Regions from separate parts of the Mus musculus genome. Here all the other regions are linked to region 3. The links are chromatin loops, found by intact Hi-C in ENCODE. Cell type or tissue: heart. All regions are shown on one strand.

Region 1 (8,000 bases), 290 kb after region 3:
TGCCTTATAGTAAACTTTTTGTTAACTCCAAAAACACTCAAGAAAAAAAATTAGTACATTAATGGCACAGTGGCTTGCTGTCACTACCAAGTGTTACATGCACCACACAGTTGCATTTGGCAATTGCTGACTCTTGGAAACTGGTGGGACAGTGGGTTTGTTTATGCCAGGGTCAGTAAAAATACCTGAGAAGGGAGCTACATTATGGCAACATGGTCAATATAGTGATCTAAACTTTTAACTCCACTATCATCTGGTACCTAAGTGCTATGTGTTCTAGATTTGACCAAAGCATGATGACATGGCCTATGACAGTGGTATACTATAGCATTAACTTCAAACAGGATAATACAGATCCATGATCAATTTCCTAACAATTTGTTAAATAATTGATCATAGTTTTAAGTAGTAGGTTAAAAATACTAGCTGTGGGGGAGCTAGGTCAATAAATATAGATGTCAACTCTCCATTTGATTACTTATTCTGTAGGTTTGCATTTCCACATAGCTTAACATTTGAACTTATATTACAGCATAAAGATAAATGAAATCTGAATCGGCCTTAATAGTTTAATGACTGGCAAGGGTGCTGGTGTTAGGGGCTTGTCAGGGAAAGCACATTGTCAAAGCAAAGAAGAAAAGTTATTGTGTGGTTTCAAATGTATTTATTTGCATTCCAATTTTATTTTTGTTTTTGTACCTTATTCAAAGATATAGACAGAGGTCACAACATGACTCTCTATGGTGCTTCAGGAATACCACTAACTGATGAAGCTATAAGTAATACAGAAAACAAAGCCTACCACCACACATCTTAGCCTTAACAAGATAGACATTTAATTACTAAAGGAAATCCTGTATTCTCCTTAGACAAGCAGGTCTAGAGGTGTGGAGGTGGCCTGGGCAGAAGTGAATTTTTGTAGTGTTTAGGTGAACAGCCTCAGGTTTCTCTGGTGAAGAACTTGAGTTTTCGTCAGCCCCACTCACTTTGCCAGTCCTGCTGTTTTGCAACAGGGCTTAAAAGTGCTTTAAGTGCTTGTGACCGTGGTAATGAATGAAAATGTCTTCCTAGCACGGAGAGGATTGCATTAGACTGAATAGTCACCTCCCTTGTAAAAGCACTATTAGAGTGGGGCAGCTGTAAGTAAGGATAACGATTTGTGTCCACTGCTTATTTACTGAAAATTGTCAATGTATTATTTATTGAGAGCTCTCCAGACAGTGCTTGTCAGAATAAAAATGTCAGCTCTGAGCAAAATGTTATAATACATAATAAAAATGCTAGGTACGCATTTTAGGAAGACAACTAATTAGACCCACTTTTTCTTTAGGAAGGGACAGTAAAGATGTCTAATATCAGAGACTTTCTCCATTTGTATACGGTCTTTTCTTTCTTCCCTGCTCAGCTTGGTATTTGTTTTAAAAACTTAACCATGTCTGAGAAATAATTTGACAACTTTCTGTGGTTGCCATTAGACTCCCCAAGTAGTGGGAGTCTTGCTCAAGGAGGAAGACCTGGCTTGCCTCCCCACAGTGAGCAGCCGCCCTCACCGCCATGTTTTGTCTGGAATTAGATGTCACTTCCTCCCTGAGCAGTGCTCTCGGAAAACTGCCTCCAGTGTAAACAAGATAAAATTATTAAGCTTATTCCTCAGCCGTGCTAATTAACCCCAAACAAATTTCACATTAAGGAAACAGAATTCAATCAATGTAAATGTTATTGCCGTGTATTACTGTAAGCAATAATAGAGTGGCTAAAATAATTAATTATTTTGATTTTTTTTTAAAAAAGGAAAGTATTCCTTCTCTATTTTTAAAATGCTGTTGCAAAATATTGTGTGGGTTTATTCTGCCTTTCTTTGGATCTCCTGGCATAGAATATGAAAGACTCAACTGGCAAAGCAGGAGTAACACAAACATTTCTTCCGAACACTGACTATTTTTTCCTTCTCTCACAATTGGATTATAGAAGGGGAGAGTATGCTTTGGAGAGCTTCACATCTACTTGGTCTAATGTGTTTTCATTGGCAGTCCCGCGGAGGCCAGGCTGATTTCCTCGGACCTGGTCCAGTTGACAGCTCATCATGGCGGTCTCCTCTCCATTCCCAGCACGCTTTAGTCAAATGCACATGGCAGTGCGGGAAGGGCACTGATATAATTTATATCTGGGAGGAGAAGAGAAAATACAGTTTTGCAGCATTTCAGGGTTTCAGAAGCCCCTACCCCTCCCCCTTTTAAAGAAAAATCTGGGTTCACACAGGAAGTCAAATTATCCTCTTCATGGTAATTTTCTAACATCAAACCCCGAGATTTCAACGTGATTGCTTGGTTTTGCCTTTGAGAACTTGGATAAAATTTGTTATTACCGTTTTCATCATCCTCAAAGGCCTTTCACTACACAAAGTACAGATGCCATATGACATATAACTTATTTCTCATTCAGGAGAATGTGTATCTGATTAATACAGAGTAATTTATCAATTATAAATGGCACATTCTGTGGCAAATAGAACATAAATCAAACATCGTCATATTAAGATTATTCTGAAAATTAGTATGCGACTTCACCAATATATACCATCAAACATTAAATTAACTTTGAAATTTAAAGTAATTTAGTTGAATTATACAATAAGGAATATGTGACTGTAAATTGAACCCTAGCATTTTTTCTGTAATTTTTCCATTGTCAAGCAGTTGCCTCTGCTGTTGCTGCCCAATTACTTGGGTGTCTTGTGTAAGGGTGCCGCTGAGCACCTCCCCCTTCTCTATTAAAGCTGTCCTCACCTTGGTAGGGAGAGTTAATCCTTTAATGATATCTTAAATATCTAACAAGCAGGTTGCTGCTAACTATGCACAGTGATGCCAAAGTGAATAACAAGAACATAGGTGTTCCAAGAAAAAGCTGGCGTGTGCCACTAACGACCATAAATAAATAAAAGCCAGTCCTCATAGCAGAGATATGAAAAGATTAAACTCTCCAAGTGCTTTAAAATCATACCTGGGCTGACCATTTTTTACTTGACTGTATATTTTGATTTCAAATAATTTGTTTTAGACAATTATTTAAATTTTAGTCTATACCTTTAGTTTCTAGTTCCAGATAGTTGGTTATAGTTTTGTCATTTCTTTGGACATTTATTTTTACTTTTCCAAATAGAAAACAACTTTAGTTTTTATTTCTTCACAGTCTATAAGTATCTGTTGATGCCCCGCACATTATTAGAAGCTACGTTCAGTAATTTTAAAAAATGGAGACAATAAAAATTTGTATTGAGCATGTCTTCATTTTAGATGTTTATGTATGTAAACATATTTTAGGCAAAAATGTTTAAGTAGTATGCATGCTATAGCAGAGAATATAGGGGTGCTAAATATGATAACCAGCTCTCCCATAGCTTCTGCTAGTCAGAGAACTTATAAAATGCTAAACTGCACGATTTCTATGATTCTAATATTCCTAGACTTAAAAGTTATACTATAATTCCAAGTGAATAAATGCAATAAAATCTAAAAATAAGGATCCTCGTTAGAAGAACCTGTATTAGTGTATTTTTAAATGAGATGCAAAAGCCTGCATCTGCCGTTTTATTCCTTGTAAGACAGTAATTGACAAACTGCAGTCAGCACGCTTTCATGTGTTTTTCTTCCTTTGCTGAATTCATTTTTTTTTAAAAATGAAAGTTAAAAAGGGAAAAGGGGACTCCAGGATTTTGAAACTCACTGGTCCTGAAGTGATGGGAAAATAGGCGAGGTGTCACAGCTAATTTCTGGCCCTGTTTTATGAGTTCTGCTCTTCCTTATTCTCCCTGTCAGCTCAGGAATCCCCGAGGCTGTGCAAACTGGCTGAACATCACTCAATCCGAGTTTTATATCCCCTTTTAATAATGTTGAGTCTATTCTGTCCAACTTTGATTCAGACAACCTGCTTGTCTTGAAAAAGTGATATATTTAATCAGTGGCGCTGTCCCCAGCCTAGCTCCCACTGCGTGTGACTGCAGCCGGGGAGTGGTGCAGTGCTCTGTCACTGCTGTTTGAATGGGTAATGTGGAGCCCATCAGCTGAGAAGACAGGAGCTGGAACTGCATGTTAGGACACACGATCAAAAGCCACTCTCCACTTTCTGCCAATCAAACCTCATGTTGCCTTGTGGGGCAGACATTAAATAGATTTTTTTTTCCAGCCTTATACTGTGGGCACTTTGCCAGTTTGACATGTGAACTGTTACAAAAAGATAGCAGAGTTTTGACTGCTTGCTGACTGCCTAAAAATATTACTGAACACTTGTCAGAAAGAAATGTTCATAATGCTATATTATAGAAAGCCAGTGAAATGTTTGTTACTCTTATGGTATACTATGGGTTTTTGTTGTTGTTCCAGAAGTGATTGGGGCAGAACAAGGCCAGACAGTTGCTTCTCGGGAGAAAGTAAAAGGACAAGCTGAATGAGCTGGGCATAAAGCTAACACTCAGTATGACCAACAGTTCAGCTGGGGTGATAGTCACTGTGTGGAAATAATATCAGTAAATGAAATATTGTTTTACATTCTTCCCTGGTGTTTTAAAAATTATTTACTCTTCTGAAATCAAAATAGGAGAGGCTGTTAGTAGTTATATTTTGAGCAAAACCAGCATTTGAAACTTGAAATTGTGACTGACATGGGCATCTCCACCTTTCTGTTTATTGAGGCAATAAGCCCATTTCTGAATTCCAAGTCAGTCTCTGGTTTGTGTTTGTCCCGTGGCTGTTTTCAGGGGCCTCTTTCTTTTTGTTCTGCCCTGAGGATTTCCCCATTATATTCCTGCCTCACCCTGTGCCTGTATCAGTCTAGTAACGATGATGGCCTAACTACTAAGCTTTTATAAACAACAACGAATAGAAAGTACTTTTAATTTTAAAAGCGCCTTGGGACTGGCATTTCTGACCATTTCCAAGCTCCCAGATAACCGTCCCAAAGCTGTTAAATCTCGGTGTTTTGATTCTTCCAAACTTGCCTCTTGGTACTTGCTGTCGTCTCTTCTCTAATGATCATTTTAAAAGGAGTTAAACATTTTCACCAAAACATACCATGGCAGTCTAGTGAGCTGCACATAAACAGCTGCTCCTTCAATAAGCCATTCTTTATAATACCCTTATTACCTTCCAGTGTCTCAAATTCTGATTAGTCAACAGAGCTGATTGCTGCACACATTCCATTGCCCGTCTTCTCTGCTCAGCTGCTCATGTCTGAGTAATCACAACACAACTTGGGCATTGTTTCTCTCAAGTTGCTGTTCATATTGTGCCTTGAAAATCTCTGGATTATCCAGGAAAACTGCCGTGGTGTGGCTGTGAGTGACTTTCCTAACTTGCATTTAAATTGTTTGCAAAAAGCACTCCATAAAAAAAAATCATGTAACTGTGCAACTCTTAGGTTAGAGAGAATATCTGTAACTTAAAACTGTTCCTGCGATCCGATTATGAAACAGGCAGGGCATGTGGCTGTGTTTTAAAAATGAGTCCTTTATAAATGTGTAGTTATAAAATTGTTATGCGACAGCTATTACATTTCAGTCAGCTCTGGACGAGATAATTGTGTGGAGAACCTCACAGGAAGGGTCCAAAGGACCTCCACGTTTGCTTAAGATGAGATAACTTTAGTCCAGTTACTGCAGGCCACCACTGGTGCCCACCAGATAGGGCAGCGCAGTGGCGGCTCCAGTTAGGACAAAATAAGTAGGGTGGGAAAAGTGTCTTCTCTGAAGCTAGAATTTCAGCGATTCCTCTGTTGTGACCCCCTGGAATTTACTCTCTGTGAGGAGGAAATGCTGACACACTGGAAATGCAACCTCAGCCAAGGCCCTAAATCTGTCATTGTGCTCTGGAGTCTGCTCTGAAAATAGCGGAGCTCTTTTGGTAAATTAAAATCGGTGTGAATGGGAACAGATGTCGCCATGCTTCCCCTATCTTCAGGGATGCCCAGTAGAAAGGGGAGGGTCAGCGGGGTTACAGGGTGGAGCACTCAGGAGTATGCAAACAGGGTCCACACAGGGAGTACTACTGACATGTTCTGGAATAGATTTGGACTGAGTGTGAACTTACCTACATTGCTACACCTAGAGGAAAAGGAAGGGGCAGTGTTTATTTCTGGGAGACTCTTGGATAGTCCCTGTGCTTGTATCTTTTCTTCAGCAAGCTACACGGTCCCTGGATACCATTAGCTTCTTACTTTCTGGAATTCTCTTGCCATATGCTCCTAAAGTATTTGTTACACTCTAAGGCTATAGTAGAGTCTTTGTACTGATATTTGTCAAAAATAATGAAAACGGTTTGTGCTCTAAAACTGTACAATTTATCAAATAGCATATGTAGCCAATTTAAATAAGTCTCATCGAAGTTTCAGTCTTGATTTGAAAAAATAGCATAGGATGAATTTATTTATAAGAACCTTAATAGTTTCTCTCAATTCCTTTTACATTTTAGATTACCTTATAATTTTCTAAATCTACATGAACAATAATGATCAATTTTGTCAGCATTATTCACACCTTTTATTAATTTAACATAGATGAATAAATGTGAGTGTTGTGAAGAGTTGATTGGGAATAGATTTTAAATCTGACAGTTAGATTACAGGGTACCTAAGAAAAAATGGCTCTTTCACTAGGTACCTAGTAATTTAATTCTTGTTTGAAATTATTATAATTTATTACAGTGTGTGGGTCCTAATGAATGTCTACTATTAAATGAAAAGGAGAAATTGAAATTAAGATTATGAAATTCTTTTAACTCATATCTTTAAATCCTCTTAAACAATTCCAAAGACATTAATAAGCTATGTAGGTTTCTTTCCATATGCTACAATGACAGATAGAAACATTTTTTCAACATTTAAATATTCTAGGAAATGTTGAGTGCCCTACAACTCTACGCTTGCAATCTTGGGATTTTAGAAAATGGGAAAAGCCATTACAAGAACATTGAACTTGGCAACTCTATTTAGATCTTTATTCGGACTTGACTGAGACTTTTCTAGCATTTGTGTTTTGCAGAAATGACTATTTCCTACTTTTAAACCTTTAATGTAAGGCAATTTGAGCTTTCATGGAGTTATAGACAGCACCACATTAATGTTTAAAAAATACCAAGTACTAAGGAGGCTCCTAAAACTGTGAATTAGTAAAATCCACACACACAGTGAGGATGAGTGAACGCTGGCGGACAGTGAAGGCTGCTGTACCCCGATATTGGCAGAGCCAAACTGGTCCCAAAAATGATCAGATATTTATAAATAATAATTTCTGAGAAAAACTAGCACTATCATAGGCCATTGTTATATCCTGACATACTGCCAAATGACTGCTTGAAAAGCCCACTGGGTATTTTTCCATCTGGGATTCAGCCTCAGTTTACAAACATGGCCTTTCTTGTTTGAAATTCTTTTAAGAATTAGAAACTGGCTCTTTGAAGTTTAAGCTAAGGCTTTAAAACTCCCGAGGCAGTGTTTGCTAATTTCTAGACCTTCCCTTTTCTTTCTACCTTTCTTTTTTAATTTGGAGCTGCTGTGACTAGTTTGGGTGTAAAGAGGGAAAAATCAGAGCAAGCGTGCTGGGCATGGCTTAGCTCACCTTTGAGTGCAGAGAGTAGGCCTGTTCAGGCTTCCTCAGCTTCAGAGCAGTGCTGAACTGAAGGCCTGGCTGTTTCTCATCTTGGCAAACTCCTGTGACCAACCCTGAAGTAAAGTGACTCAGGAGTGCGACTGCTTGGTTAGGTTTCTGATTGTTGGGTGGTTTCTGCATGGGTTTCTTTTAAGGTCTGGGAACATACCTTTGGGCTCCCAAGAACTGCATTTCCCATCTTCATCAAGCACAATTTGCTGTGGACCACAATACTGCCCCCCATTAGGTAAAGAAGACAGTGGGCATAGCTAGCTGCTTTTACACGAGAAAGTGATCTGTGGCCTCTACTGTTGTGCTTGTTGAGCTCCAGTTAGCTGAGTTCCTGGTAGAAACAGTTATTATC
Region 2 (8,000 bases), 320 kb after region 3:
TGTAAATAATTGTTTACACGATGAGTAGAAAGAAAAATTTCAGAGTCCAAGATTTGTGAAGTACAGCATGAATCCCTTTGTATTTATCACAGTTTGAAGGACAAGATCAATGATGATTCTGACTCTATTCTGAGCCAAGTTTAGACAGTACATGAAGCAAGATTTAAAGAGTAGGCTGTTTTTTAAAGAAGACAGAAGCCATTTCTGGGTTCTTTGTAGTTACTACCTGTCTCGAACTCTTTCCTATCTCTGGCTGGGTGGGCTTTAACACCCCCTCACTATGGTCACTCTTGCTTCCTCTCCACTTGTTGGACTGACACTTTGTGTAAGTGATCCGAGGTGATAGGAGGAGAAAGAGATTTGATTAAACATTTGATTGAAATAACTCATAACAAGATGTTAATGACCAATTGGTTCATTAACTCCTTAAAGGAAGTGGTAATTTTGTTCTGAGATGAGCTTGTATATTGCAAAGAATCCATAGTTTGGGTAACATATAAAAGAGGATTTAAGAAAGTGTGTTATAAGGTAATCTTGATCATGCAAAAATAGAAAATGTTATAATAAACTCATATGTATCTTTACTTAGGTTCTAAACATTTCAAGATTTTGCCATTCTATATTTATTTTAGCATTTATTTCCTCTTTCTCATAAAATAATGGGGAGATTTTAAAGAGTAAGCCTTAGCCTGCAATCCTCAGCCCAGATCATGCATACACCATTGTGCTCTCCTAGGCCAGGTGCTCATTTGTTTCTAGGAGCTGGAAGCCTCATGCATGCGCTATAGGCAAGAGGTAACTCAGCAGAGACTCAGCTATGATCTAGGGTTAACTGTGTAAAAATACTTGAGGACAAAAGCATAGCTGTGGGCTTTGTGTTAGCTTTCTAGGGATTAGCTTTAGGTTGGGGCAACATGAGGAATTGTAGCCCTTTAAATCTTAAATTTTTAATTTATTTTTAACAAGTTAAAAAACTACAAAGGGAAATAGTCAATTGTTTTCATACCAATCAGAATTAAACATATTTGCTTTAGTTTATTTTGATAAGAAAAATAAGTATAATTTACTAAGCCAGGCAGTGGTGGCGCATGCCTTTAATCCCAGCACTTGGGAGGCAGAGGCAGGTGGATTTCTGAGTTCAAGGCCAGCCAGGGTTATACAGAGAAACCCTGTCTCAAAAAACAACAACAACAACAACAAAAAAAAAAAACAAATAAAAAAACCATATGTATTGTTTGAAGTAAAAATTCAACATGAAAAAGTTTGAAAATAGAAGAGTCAGAGCTGCCACTTAGGAACTGACATTAATACTAGGCATATACGATTTGTATGTGATTACAAAAGTAGAAGATTAGTATGGAATGATAGTCAGTGGGTAAGACAGAAAGACATGTGAATACTGGTCATAGTGTGGAACGTTTGTGAACCCAATGTCTTTCTGTTATGCTAATAGAAAAGAAAGTGAACTGGAGGTTGCTAAATTCTAAATAACTATTTTATTTCAACCACCAGATAAGATATTCGATCAAAGATTTCCCTTTAGCTTTAAAACCATTATGAACAATTTGGAGGTGTTTTTGACAGCTAGCTGGCTTTCCTGCTACTTTCTCCGCTGTGCTTGTGTGTGCTCTGTTACTGCTCTCCCAATTCTGCTCCCCTCTCTTCTCATTAGCCTGTTGGTGGACAGTGGCCCTAAGCCCTACGAAAGGAGAATTAATTGCTCTTAATTCAGGCAGTCAAAGAAAGGGAAGCAAAGTCAGAAGAAAGGAGATGCATTCAGAGGAGCAGGAAAGGGTACTGGAGTCATGTACCTATGGGGACAGCTGAGTGACCCCAAGCAATGGCGGAAAGGCTGTCAGCGTCATCACTGGCAGAGCAGTAACGGCCCAGTCCTGTATGCCCCAGCATGCACAGATCAGGGTCCACCATTCCTTGAGGTGGACATTCTTGGGACCCCTCTCCACATTTACTGTGTAGACCTGGAATGGCCATGTTTAGAAGCCAAAAGGGCTTGTTGGCCTTCTCTCAGTCCCCCACTGGCTTGCTTGTATGCTTTAGTTTGGGCTGAAGATGGAAAGGCCACCAAAGTTCACTTGATTGCATTCCAGATGTGTGATGAGCAGTGGTAGAGCTTAACATTTTACTGACTCATGACTTTTGACATGTTATGTATGTTTAGTTATTTTATTCTGCTTATTTGTGTGCTCTTGGTGAGATAAAAACAAAACAAAACAAGCCATTGGTTTTTTTAATTAGTAAATGCAGTAGCAAAATGTGTGGCCTAGTATTTCTTAAATATTTATATTAATTCTTTGAGAGAGCCCTACATGTTTTGGTCACATTTACCTCTAACTCTTTTCTCTTTCCTCTCCTAGTAAACCTTCCTTCTCTGCCCCCTAACTTCCTGTCCGTTTTCCTTTCTTCTAAAAAAAGAACATATTGACTCCAATTTGTACTGACTTTACACTTCTGGGTGTTGAGCACTGGATGTGGACGCACTGGAGCATGCACATAGCTTTGTTAATCATAATCCATCCCCTTTGTATTGGGAGAATGTAACGCCGTATGCATATCTAACTTTTTTTTTTTTTTTGGTAAAGAAAAACTTGTTGGTAAAAGGTATGATGGTATGATAGAGCAAGAAAGACAGGATAGATTATTTAAAAACAAATATGAAATACCTCTAAAGACCATGCCAAGGGCCCAGGAGACAGCCCTGTGAGCAAAGGTCCTCACTGCCAAGCCGGAAGATTAAAGCTCAGTCCCTGGTACCCACATGATGCAAGGCGAGAACTGGTCTGCAAGTTGACACCCACTTCTCACCTCCACAGGCCAGGGGACACACAGGCCCTGTTCCTGGCACACATACATATAGAAATGTAGGAAGAAAGACTGTGAAGAGCTCCTACTATAAAATTGTGAGAAATGAAGTTTGAAGCCTCTGACTTTTAATTGTGGGTTTTTCTTTTCCTCTTACACATTGGCCAGTTGTCAAACTATTCACACACTATTGCAGGAACCACAAGCATTCTTCTATTTTCTTTTCTCGAGTTTGCCCTGATACTATACATTTTAATTATACCGATTGCAGAAATCCTACAATGTGTAATATATTTATTACTTTTCTCATTGCTGAGGACAAGTGCCTGGCAAAGAAAGAATGGTTTCTTTTGGATCCAGTGTGAGGGTATAGCCTATCAAGAGGAGAGGGCATGGTTTCAGATACATCCTTCTATCTGGAGGTCAGGAGGTGTGGAGGACTGGGTATCTGAACAGCTGATCGGGTCTCTCTCTAACTTTATTTGGCCAGGTTCTTAGCCCATGGAATGGTTCTACCCACATGCTGGGCTACTTCTCTTTTTCAGGTGAACTTTTCTGGAAAACTCCCACAGATGTGCCAGTGCCAAACAGTGTGTTTCCCAGGTGATTCCTCATCCAGCTAGTTCCACAAGGAAGACTAACCATCACACATTGATGTGTCTGTCTGTGTGTGTGTAAATTATTTTAAAATAATAATTATGTAGTAAGAAAACTTATATCCTGCTACTCCTATTCCTGTCACCCTAAATTCCACTGAGTGGATCCAGATTCCCCAGTACAAGTTTCTTCTACTTGAAGAATCCCCTCGAACATTTCTTGGAGTGGAGATCTGCTATGACTAATCCCATCAGTTTTGTATGGTCAAAACATCTTATTTCATTTTTGCTTCTGAAAGACATTTTTGCTGGGTCAAGGTTTTAGATAGATCATTTTCTCTTTCTTCCTATGTGAAAATGTTGCACAATAGTCTTTGGTCCTTGTTTTTGTTTGGGAATTGGTTCTCACATTACTGTGCTTCCAAGGTTTGCTGCAGGCTTGTCAAGGCTTCTCTATCTCAAGGTGTAAACAGTGTGATTAGGGGTGTCTTCATGTAATAGGGGAACAGGGCTCCCCTATTCATCAGACATGGATTTCCCTGGGATTCTTGCTCTATAGTTGTGTGGTTTGTATCACATTTAGCTAGACGTAGTTGTACCTTACAGGTGTTTATTGTCGTTGTCCTTAGGCTTTTTTTCCTGTATACTGTTAGGTCGCTTGAAAGCAATATGATCCTTTCAGGTCTTATTTTTAAGTTTTCACAGCAGGACAAAGTGGCATTTATCTGGTTGTAGAGTAGATTGTCATAGAGAGTTGTGATTCTTTCCAGCTTGGATCCTAAAGTCAGTGGGAACTGCCCTGGGTTATTAATTATGATCGTTTCTTCTCATCATTACAGGCAGTCTTCCTCTGTCTTCTCTGAGTGCATGTTCTCATTTTTACTCAATAGAAGTGCAGGTCGCTCTGCCAACAGACAGTGCTAGCTTTTTCTGAGTGTGTGGTGCCCTCTCTTCCAGCCAGCCCAGAGCCCAGGACTCTGCAATACTATTTCTTTTCAGGAATGTAGGCAGCCTTCACCTGGACTCTTTCCCTCTGGGTCAGGTAGTAAGCTAGACCAACTTAGGACTTACTTATTTTCCTTCCATCTCCTAGGGAATACTGTCTCTGTCACCAGATATCTGTGAAATATTATTCAAAAGGCTTGTTTTCCTTTTGAACATAATTTAGGAAGCAGAGTAACTTCAGTGTCTACCATATCCAGAAATGAAGTGGGTACTACTCTAGTATATAAAGTTACTGAAAGTTAAACCTGTGACCACTTTTTAACTTTTTTTTTTGTAAGCCAATGAAGAAAAATGAAGAAAGGGGCACTTTTTTTTTTTTTTTTTTTTTTTTTGGTGAATGAAAATTGGCACAATTATTTGGAAGGGAAATTTAGTGTTTCCAGCTTCTGACTCTGACCTTCTGTTGGCTCCCTAGTCCTTGTGACTAGAGGAAAGAATTCAGAGGGGACACAGAGCACAGTATAGAGGATGAGAAGAGTCTATGAGAGCAAAGCACTTTCCAGACCAACAGCAGACAATGGCCAAGAGGCCAGCGTACAGACTTACAGTGAAGGCAGGCTCTGCACTCCCTGCCCAGGTGGTTGACAGGCCCCTCCTGAGGAACAGGATAGTGGTGTAGCTTGGGTTTTACAGAAAGCCTTCAGCTCGATAGCAATTTTAGAACCTGTGGGGCAACTCAAAATGTCTTGTCCCCAACTAGGGCCAGAGATACCCTCAAATCCAGTCATAACCAGTAACCTCAATCCTGTAGTTTCAGTTCCTGCTTTTCCAAGCTGCTGGTTATGAGGAAGAACTTCATCCCCAAAGACACTCAAGCCAGCTGCCCAGAAACACTGCATATCAATGCTACAGGTAGATTTTCTCATGATCTATCAGTGCCCTTCTTGTAATCTACCCTAGAGTCACCTCTGAACGACTCAAGGATATAAATACTCAAAATAAGTCACTGTGATGTTAATGACAAGGGGAACAGCCTAAATAGTCACACATCAGAATGACTGAATCAACTAATGAACAACCACAGAATGGAATACCATGTAGCTGTATAAAAGGCTGAAGAGGCTAAACTGACTTGGAGTTACTAGTATAATATAAAGTATAATATATTTCCTTTAGAAATATATTTAAGAAACACTATATTTTGGGTACAAACAAATGTTCAACACATAGAGTGAAACAGATATAAAATAGAAAGATCTATGAGCAGGATACTAGGCACAAACAGAATAGGAGAGCTGGGAGTGATTGAGTAGATCAGAGTGGCTGGAGCAGGGAGCAGAGGCCACTGGGAGAGGCAAGGATGGATGCCTTCCCTGTCAGTGGCTCAGCAACGGTTTGTATCACTGTGCCAGTTGCAACCATTGTCCATATTCTGAACACAAAGCAAATAGGCAGGAAGAACCAAAATGGATGGAAGAATAATGAGGAATGTCACTGAACTGCAAATGACATAGCTGCAGTGGCATAGGGTTGGAGGTAGCTCAGTCGAACTGACCTCAGTAGCTTCATGTTAGTGAATATTTGGACTGCATAGCACAGGTCTAAAGAAAAGGACACACTCTTAAGAGACACACAACTATACAGCTGCCTGCTTAACATTTGAGTCTAGGTAAAGTATGGGTAAAGATTCCTCCCCTTCTGTCTTTCTCTCTCATGTGTATTCAAAGTTAAAAAAACACCATACTTCCTAAGTGAAAACATGTTTCCCTGATAAGCATTAGGTGATTGTAAGACTGTTGGCAGTTATATAGACCTGTAGTCTCATGATACTCAGTAATTATTGGAAAGCCAAGAGCCCAGGAGCTGGTAATTGAGAACTTTAAGAACACAAATCTATAAATGACCAAGCTCTCAGGGACCATTTCTTCCTCGTTGTCTGATGAACGGTTTGCTTGAAGATGTATCAAGCATCCTGCTCAGAGTCTCCCAGCCATTCTTCTGACAGTTTTGGATAAGAGGCTCAGAGTGTGTTCCCTTTCCATAGCACAGTGGAAACATAATAAGCTGAGTATAATTTACTCCTGAGATTTTGTTTGGCAGTAGGGGTGATTGAGACTCAGTGTTGTATCTAGAAGAACCCCAGGCTCTCTGGGAAACTATAAATTAAGATGAAATCAAGACTATAAGTCTTTTTCACTCCTGTCTGAGGCTCTTTCAAGTATGTCATCACCTTGACTGTTATTAATATTTTTATTGCTATTGCTATCCTCCATAGAAGCCACTTGAAATAAAACCCTGATCATAAAGTTCATAGTTTACTTGCAAACGTGAAAGCTTTGGAGTTTGAGAACTTTTTACAAAGAGTGTGTTAGGCAACTTCAAGGGAGTAATGTCATTTGTCAGCAGGTCACTTGACAGGGCTTGTGGGAGGTGTGAGATCAGGGTAGCTGCCAGTGGGATTTGCCATTTTTCTAGGGATGGATGCATCACACAGCCCACACTAATGTTTTTGTCCACACTAATTATTTTGTCATTTATGATTCCTACCTCAGAATTCCTCTCAGTGCTTTGATCTTAATGCTTCATTGATCCGACCCTGAGATGCTAGTGCAGGGTTTCTCTCTATGCTGATTAACAAGGGACTTTTTTTTTTTTTTTTTGCAGTGAAGGCAATGCTTATATTTTTTAAGCATGTACAGAGAACAGAGTTTTATATGTAAAAAGGATGTTATTATCTGTTTAAAAGATCTGCCATAACATCTGTCTATTAATACTATAGCCTGTGAAATGTATGGCAGACCAGAGCCTATGGCCTTTGGTTGCTGTGGTGTTACACCCTCTTTTATACACATCTCACTAGTTTGTGGCTGTGTTCAGTAGTTTGCAGAGTTTGCACTCTGAGACATTATCTTTGCTTTTAAAGTGCACTTTGAGGCCTATTCTGTGTTTTGCTTATTTGATGAAACATTTAGACCAATAACTGTGCACAACCTTTGAGTCTTGACACTTGCATGATTTAGCTGTTAATTGTCTATGTGCTGGATGCATGTGTTTTTGTGGTTAGAAACTGCTCAGTACTCGTACCTGATGCACACACAGAGCCTAGACTCTCAGGCATGCAGTATCACCAGCTTCGAGCTCAGCTCATAGCTGGACTCCCTTTGATACCACTAACTGTTGCCAAGTTTGAATAGAGGATTAAGAGGCACATGTAGTCCATCTTCAAGCTGTGCAGGGGAACTGTTGAAAGAGCCTTTGTGCTCTGTGTAATCAAGAGAACTGGTCAGTGTTTGGAATCCACACAGGACAATAGTCAGTTGAGAATTTGTTGTCATTCTTCCTGTTCTCTCTCAAAGTAAAAAGAAAGGGGAATTTATTTAGATTTCAGTTGGGCTTTTTGTTCTTTAACATTCTTCTTCTCAAAAATATAATTTTAGCTTTGAGCCTCCTTTAGCTCAAAATGTAAATGTTGAAAACTAAGCCAGATTAAAACTGGGCGTGGGGAAGCATATTTAGGTAGACGCTTTTACAGTCTGGATGGTTACTTAATTTATTGTCCTCTCTCTGAGAGACGGGAGTCTGTGAAGAGCTAATAATAGACAGGCTCACCCTGCTGTGAATTCCCAAGTTCCCATTCCT
Region 3 (8,000 bases):
GTCTCTCAGTTCTGTATGCAGCGGACACCTGGCTTACTAAGAAAAACACTGACAACAGTGAGTAAAGCTTGGTGAGACAGACTGTGTGAAGCACAGACCGTGTGCTGCAGCTAACGTGCTATGGAGCCCTTGCCATTGTCAATGTGCATTATGACTACATTGTACAAAGTTCTGGTATGCAAATGTGTGGCATTCAGAGAAGTGAAATAATCCTGTGTTATTATTATCTTTGTAAATTACATCTGAGGAGTTTTTGAGGACTTATGATGGCAGTTTCTATAGTCACAGTCACGCAGTGCGTGCAGCACAAAGTGTTTTTCTTTCTCTATTAACAATAAGTGAGCCAATGAAAATGCTTTTTAAATACATACCCGGCAAGCAGTTATCTGGCTTTTCATTCTTACTATCCACAAACCATCCTTTATCGTCTCTTAAGACAGCATAGGAAACAGCTTTGTAAACATCTGCTTTTCATTGTTAATTGTCAGAAAAACTGGCATTTAAAAGCGTTGGAATCCTCTTAATCCTATCAAGAAAGCTATGTTATATACGTTTCTATCTCCCTTTCAGGTTGTTTCTCAGACTGTAAAAACATGTGTCCCTTCATTCATGTCTCAGAAATCACTTGTACAAGTACAACATTCTCATTGGTGCTTTCATGAAATTTCTTTCTGCAATTAGTTGAAATATTACCAACAAAGGCTAAATTACATACAAAATAAGCAATATAAATACAGAGTTTAAGTATATAATATAGACTTTAAAATTTCATGGATATATTCCATATCGAAATGTTCAATGATAGAAAATATAAGGAAAAGATATTTGGTAGCCAAAAGACAGATTAATTTAGGACATGAAATCTTCTGTCTTTAGGAAATATGCTTTATTTTCATAGGCTTTTTCTGTTCCAATAATTGAGCCATTAATGTCAACAGAGACTCCCTGGCAGTGATATAGTATGAAGGCATTTGCAGTAATGCAGTGGCACTTCTTTCTAAATCAGAGACTCTGTTGAAGTAATCACTAAAAATATTAAAATTCTGTTCTAGTTGTTCTGAATTTATAATGTGAAAGTGACTGCACCCATCTTTCAAGAACATAAAGAGCATCCATAATTTAATAATTAAGTAACACATAATAACCAATAATTTTTGTTACCTATAAATAGGCCTGTGTAACAAGAGTAAGGAATACTAAAAGAAGTAGCTGATTGTTAATAAAAACTTTTTTTTCAGAATGTGCTCATTTAAAGCATTTTATAACCTTTATTAAATTGCCATCTTACTATGCAATTAGAATGCATTGTCATTTTTCTTTCTTTAAAACATTTGCACTTTATCCTTTTCTAAGCTGGTAGAAGTTGGACTCTCACTGCGTTTCTTTTGCTTTTTAAACTTGTATTGGAGTGATGTAGAACTAGGCCTTATCACTGCATAGAAAATTAATTTAAATGACATATTGTTGCAGTTTCTATGACAACCATATCATGATGCTCATGTTCTTAAAAATTTATAAACTATAATCTGAAGTATGCTAATTCTAGTGAGTGTAGGCAACAGTCATTTGCTTAATATTCATTTTGCTACTGCGCTCATCAGCTTTGAGAGTCAGATGGTTAACATTCTGCATTCAATCCGAAGAGGTTTATATGAACTCTTGGGTTTATGCATTTTCCTCAGAAGCTACAGTTACTGAACTTTTAAGCATGTATAAGAGAACCTTTCGCTGCCTGTTTTCTTGAAGCAATAGGAATGAATACGGGCGTGAACACATGCTGCTGACTTTCAACATGGCTGCTTTTCTCTCCACCCCTACTGGAAAGACAATATCCTCAAACTAATGTAAAAAAAAAACTAATAAAAACAAAAATTCAATAACATCCAATGATCTACTTAAGCAACAGTGACTATTCAAATCCTTGGGAACACTGGCTTATTCCTTCAACTTTAGTTGTTTGAGTTCAAGAAGCTCATATCGCTATTGTATGGTTATGATGTATGATAATGACATGTATCATCAGTTTAAGGATATTTGCCTAGCACTGATATTAAACATTTTGATTTGAAATACAGGTTGAATTTTTTTTAGGACTGATTCAAAAATAAAATATGCTATTTAGTCTATGGCTTATAACCATGGACTCTCTTGTTAAATAAAGATGCTTTTAGATATACCACTTGAAAAATTAGAAATGTATAATTAAAAAAATTTATTTTAGAAATGTATATAATTTGTTGGTTGATAAAAATTAGGTAATTTAATTTAAACAATATATAATGAATAAGATAATTTAACATCAGGTGGAATTATCAAACACCATTTTTGCTAATATATTTTATAAAAGTCATTTTTAATTCGTGTTCATTGAATTATAAAAATGCAAAACATAAATCCTTGGTTAACATGCTTTTAATTATTTTCTTTTCACATGTTAGGCTCTCGGTGAATGCAACAGAAATCCTATACTTAGACATTTTAAAAAGCAATCTGTAGTTTCAAAAGAGAGATTGTTAAGAAACACATTTTAAAATTATAGGACACCAAATTCAGTTTTAAAAACACAATGCATAAAACATAAAATTCTAAAGCAACTAATCAAACTTCTGAAGAAGGACAATGTCAGTAAGCTGCTTTGCTGGCAGCAACTGGTGAGCGGACCCTTGTCTGTCTTTTATGAGGCAATTACAACAGGTGTCATATTGATTTGCCTACTGTTTCCTGTGTAGCTCGAGTGTATCCTAAATGGAATGACAGTCATCGTAGCGAGTGGTAAACTTCTGGTCTGGAAGGAAGGTTTAGTCAGTCAGTCAGCACCTATGAGGCAGTGTGACAGTGGGCCACGGTGCAAAGGCAACTCAGTATCACACTCACTGAGAGGGGGTACTGGGGAGTTTTAGTGAGGGAGTTTACTGCTGTGTTTGAAACATAACTTTTCATTGTATCCCCCCACCCTGTGTGTTAAATTTGTAAATTGTCCAGATCACTTTTATTTTGGTTAAAAAAAACCCCAAATTCCATATAGGCTTTTCAAAGGAGCATTTGGATGTGTGATAAGCCTTTCTATTTCCTGTGACTGTTTGCCTGGCATTAGCTTCAGTGGCATCCAGTGGTAAAGCAGCTGTAATCCTGACTTGTTCTTTCATGGAGCAGTTCAAACAGGTTAGCTTGATGATTTTAAAGCACGGTTGGTTTATATGGGGCTTGGAGCGGTGGTAGGGGTTACAGTGGTTTCCAACCAGATCCTTGTATTTTTGATGGCGTAATTTCATTACATTTTCCTATTTATTTTCTATTTATAGTAATGTGAAGTATGCCCATTGAATAATGTCAGCTTAATATTGCAAGGATTTTTGTTTAAAAATTATGGAATTGGTCTCTACACATTCAATGTATTTTCCAGTTCTTTGATATTTCTACCTAAGCTTGGTTTCTGCCAGTTATGTTGGCTCTAGTGTTTGCCCGTCTCATTTAAGATAAAATGAATGGCCAGTATTATGTATAGTAAAGCCAAGCTTCCTTTGAGTTAAGGCTTTGGAGCATTGTGCAAGCCTAATGTTCTTCCATGAAGTTGGCCCACCCCACTGTGACTAAGAAATGAGATGATTTGAGGGCTATTACATACTTACGATTTTCATAGTGGATTAGAATAACATTACTTAGCACAGGTGTTTCTATGATTGGGATTCCCTGGGAAAATTCAGTACTGTATTCAATAGTACTCAGCTTTCCACATGAGCGAAGGCACTGTTGATTTGCTGGGCTGTGGCATAAATCAGGAGAGAGGTCTGGCTTCGAGGCTTGTTGCTTCTCCTTTCAGAGAAAACATTTCCTCTTGGCTATTAGCATCATATTGCTGTGGACCTATTTACAAATTTTCTTTCATTTATTTATTGCTGGCCAAATACTGGAGGCCACAGCTGGTGTCAGCCAGTCCTGGTTTAAGCTTTCATATAACTCAAAATAGTTCCCAAGTGTCCTTTTTCTTAAACAATTCTCCTTTTGTAAAACATCATATTTAAATAACATTTATGTACTCAAGCAGCAGTGAAAAATCTCAGAAGTGTTCTCAGGGCAGTTCTCTGAGGAGAACCTTTGGGATGGCTTTGTAAGATGCCTCCAAGTCTTGAAGGCAGTTGTCCAGGAATAACAAAGAACAACTGCAGTAGGTTGTTGCAAGATTCAACAAGAGGGCTCTTAAAAGCCTGATATACAAACTGCAAATATATCTGCAGAGCAGTGAGTGAAAATGAGCTTAAGACGATGGAAGCAGGTGATACAATTAATAGCACACTACTGTTTTGCCAAACCTATTCTTAAGGTGCCCAGAAGGCCTGAGTTTTTGGGAAGTGGGACACTTGAGACTCAGCTTTTGCAGCACATAGCTATGCTGTCTCAACGTTCCTCTCTTGTTTTCAGTTCTCATCTTAAGACCTCTGCTTATGACTGCTTGCATCTCTAAGTACCTTTGTCTCCCATCGAAGAGCAAGCAAAGGAACCCAAGGGAGGCCGAGGCCGCCCTGAGCCATGACCTCCGTCCTGTAGGAGCCGAGGCTGTGTCTTTCTCAAGGTATCTACCCGTTCCCTGCCTGGGTAGTTAGTGCTGAAAGTCCGGGTCTCGGATCTGTTCTCTAACCCCAGGTTTGTAGTCTAGTGAGAGAATGCACTGAGTACTGGCATTAGCTACTTTGCAGGTGTCGCTCTGCCATCTTCTGATCTGGGTTTCCCAGCAGTACGGCTTCCGGGACTCCTCTGCTCCAGGGGGACCTTCGTAGGCTTAAAACAAAAACAAAAACAAAAACAAAAACAAAAAACAAAAAACAAAACAAAACAAAAACTGTCCCGGAGGTCGTCCTGGCTGCCAGCTCTGCCTGCATGATGGGTCGTAGTGGCTTTGAGCCCAGCGCACTCTTGAGCTCCACCTCAAGGTGGCGACCGAGGCACGTAAACAAAGGCTGCACTGGCAGTTGGCACCCATGGGCTCCTCCACGAACTCCAGTTTCCCAGCGGCTCCTCCGAGAGCTGAATTGACTGTTAAAGGGGCCCTTGTAGATGGATCGTTGGGCCGGAATGTCAGCCGTGCGTTCGTGCGTGACTGAATGACTGAATGACTCTCTTTCTGTGTGTACACGCACGTGCGCGTAGCCTGCGCTTCTGTATCGCCGAAGCAGGCAGAAGCGCTTCTAGGATGGAAACTAGCCCCGTTTGGGACGCTGGAGCTTTCCTGGCGTCACCTGAGCCTGCAGTCCCCCCAACCCCCCTCCCGTCCCCTGTGATCTGGCTGGTCCGGGCTTCTGCCCACTGTGCGGCCTGAGTACCCTGGGTCAGTGAGCAACTGGCAGGACAGAGGGTTTGATTGCTGTGGCAAACAGCAGGTTTGCAGATCTCTGTTCAGTGACACCCACGATTTATGAGTGGCTCCGGTATATACAACTCTTTGCTGCGCTGGAGTCCTCTAGGGTGCGCGCAGGCCGACCCTAGGGGTAGGGGTAGTTGTGGGCGGAGAAGAGAGACACGGACAGTGAAAGAATAAGCATGCGGCAGTCATACAGTCTTACCTCAGGGACGAAGGACACGGTTCCTAGAACTGCGATCTGCACGGCCAGTGTGCAGCCCAGCTGTTTCTCCCGTAGGCGCTTCCCGCCTAACACCGCCTTCTGACTAACTTGGATAGGGCTTGAGCTGCCCCCTCCTTTTTTCCTCCCCTTCTTTTCCTTTCCAGACATCGCTTTAACTCAACCCAAGGCATATCCAGAAGTCAGTTCCGTATAGAGCTTCCATTCAGTCGTGGGGGGGGAAATCCGGTATACAGTTTCTTGTAGGCAGATGGAAGAACTAGATGGTTACAGGACTTTGGAGGGGTGCGTAGGAATGGCACGGGGTGTTGGTGGCAGCGAAAGACAGTTTCTTTGGGGTCTTCGCACTGCCGCAGGTAAGGCTCTCAGATTACAGCTGCCCTCCTGTAGAGTCACAGTTGTGGGCTAGCGGAGGGCGCTCTGCTGTTGAGAGGGGAGTGGAGGAGGGTGGAGTGGGAGAAATGGGCTCTGGACAGACTCCACCAGCACGCATTGTCTTGGTTGGTGTCTGTGCCGGGCGCTCAGCTGATGTCTTTGGGAGCTTTTGAACAAGGTAGACCCTCTAATACCCTCCCCCACTCTCTAGACAGTGTTTCAAAAGATGCGAATAGCTCTAAAATAAGTTTAATTTTTTGTCTGACTTCCCGTTCAAGATGTAAAAAGGATCAAATAAATGAAACTTTATTTGACTGTGGAGTTTATCCAGAGACTCAGCGACATCTCTGGTCTTTGGCCTTATTCTAATTCTATGGTAGTAATTACCCTTCGTTTCTTTAAGTGCGATAGATTTATTGCCTTAGAGACTATGCACAGTTTGATTGAATTATTCATTTTTTTCTTTGGTGTAGACTGCATCTGGGGACTCTGATGTGACGTGTAGATTTTTTTTTTCAGGAACAAAGGGAATGTGGAAATGAAAGAGAGAGGGAGAGAGAGGCTGGCAGATGTAATGAGACGCGGTGAAGGTGTACGCAGACGGGCACTCCCACGCCTCCTCCCTTCGGCTCTCACTGCAGCCCTGGGTAACTCGCAGGCTAACACAAACAGCTTTTCTCCCGCAGCCTGCCCTCTGTCACTGTAAGTACATCACCCTTCTCTTATCAGCATGCAGATTCCAGCCACGCACTCCCTCGCCTTGGCTTTGCACCTTTGACAGCAAAAGCACATTGGGAAATTAACTTTCCTAAGCTAGGAAAGGCATGTCTAGAAAACTTACTTTTTATTTATCTTTATTGTTCTTTGAAAACAGAAGTTCATGCATTTTTACCACTTTTCCTACCTTTGTGACAGTGCTCTGTTGCTCTTGTCACCGTGGCTATGCTTTTTTCAACTGGATGACTCTCAGATTCAGATGAAATTTAATGTTATTCTCCATCCGTTTAAAGTACAGGCGCAGTGCCTTGTCCTTCTGCGAAATGCTATCTTAAAGGACGAAGAATATTATTCACAGTTTGCTTTTGTTGCTGAAACCCGAGTTCCAACCTCTTTGAGGCACTGCCTGTCCCAAGGGCACTGTTATTTGGGAGCTGATACTATCTGCTTCTCCCAAACTTAAACAAAAGTGCCGCGGGCTGCGAGAGCGCTTGGGTGTTTGTCATCCAGGGTTAAGGAGACCAATGGCGAAAACTTTTCTCCACGCTGTAATTAAAGTTTTTCAACTTCTTCCCTTTTGCCTTTTACACTCGTTCACATACTCTTCGTTTTGTTAAAAGTTCTCCTTGGTGTTTTGGAGTGAGTGACATATTTGTCCTGTTTACACAGTAGCCATGAAGCCCTTCCTGCGAGAAGTTGGCCACCTTAAGATGAAGTCATGTAGGTCTGAATGATCCGCCCGGTTAGTGTAAAAGAGCCTTTCAAAGGGAGAATTCGAGGTTTTAACGGCTGTTCTATTTTCTTTCTTTCTTTCTTTCTTTCTTTCTTTCTTTCTTTCTTTCTTTCTTTCTTTCTTCTCTCTCTCTCTCTCTCTCTCTCTCTCTCTCTCTCTCTCTTTGCGTGGGTGTTTTAAATATTAACTTCTGAAGCAGGATTAATTGCATTGCCCTTCCCAAGTTCAGGGGGAACCTCTCTCCAGGAACGCGCCTTGTCTCTGCCAGTTCGTGCCTCTTCTCTGGAGGTGCGAGGCCAAACTTAACAAAGCCGAGTTGCCTTTGGTTGGTCGAGGTGCAAAGGGACACAAACACAGCGGGCGCCCAGGCAGCAACCGCAGCAGGCAGGTAAGTCAGCCCCACCCGCTGGCCTCTTCTTCCCTTCTCAGTCCTGGCATTTCAAAGGCTGGGTTCAAGTCGAGCTGGCTCCAGACCCTAGAAGTGAGCTTGTGTGTTCCAGGATTGGGATGCGGTGTCGGGTGCCCTTCATAGACTTCTTGGAACCCGCAGGCGTGCGGATCAGGTGGGAAGCCCACCAGACCAGCGGATGGATGCCTGG

What was found. Peaks named below come from ENCODE experiments on the same cell type or tissue, not always from the same donor. Only the 100,000 strongest peaks of a DNase experiment are listed, where the experiment ranks them.
Region 1: it touches region 3 in a loop (2.3-fold over the local background); 6 of 42 quality-filtered maps call a loop at or near these places.
Region 2: it touches region 3 in a loop (2.5-fold over the local background); 3 of 42 quality-filtered maps call a loop at or near these places.

Annotation. Positions count from the first base shown.
Region 1 is chr7:115,748,467-115,756,466 of GRCm38, reverse strand. All of the region lies in intron 4 of Sox6 (SRY (sex determining region Y)-box 6), which reads left to right. Among named protein-coding and RNA genes, the nearest start is that of Gm51455, 250 kb to the right of the region's middle. In heart, a CTCF peak has its summit at 4,004; no DNase peak of the experiment used is centred here.
Region 2 is chr7:115,721,762-115,729,761 of GRCm38, reverse strand. The region is part of intron 4 of Sox6 (SRY (sex determining region Y)-box 6); the gene reads left to right. Among named protein-coding and RNA genes, the nearest start is that of Gm51455, 230 kb to the right of the region's middle. In heart, no CTCF peak of the experiment used is centred here; no DNase peak of the experiment used is centred here; H3K27ac peaks cover 221 bases.
Region 3 is chr7:116,037,330-116,045,329 of GRCm38, reverse strand. Sox6 (SRY (sex determining region Y)-box 6) reads left to right here and starts at 6,586. Exons shown (of 16, transcript NM_001025559.3): 1 at 6,586-6,653. In heart, a CTCF peak has its summit at 4,922 (motif pointing right); a DNase peak (open chromatin) is centred at 4,959; H3K4me3 peaks cover 3,391 bases; H3K27ac peaks cover 1,081 bases; H3K27me3 peaks cover 897 bases.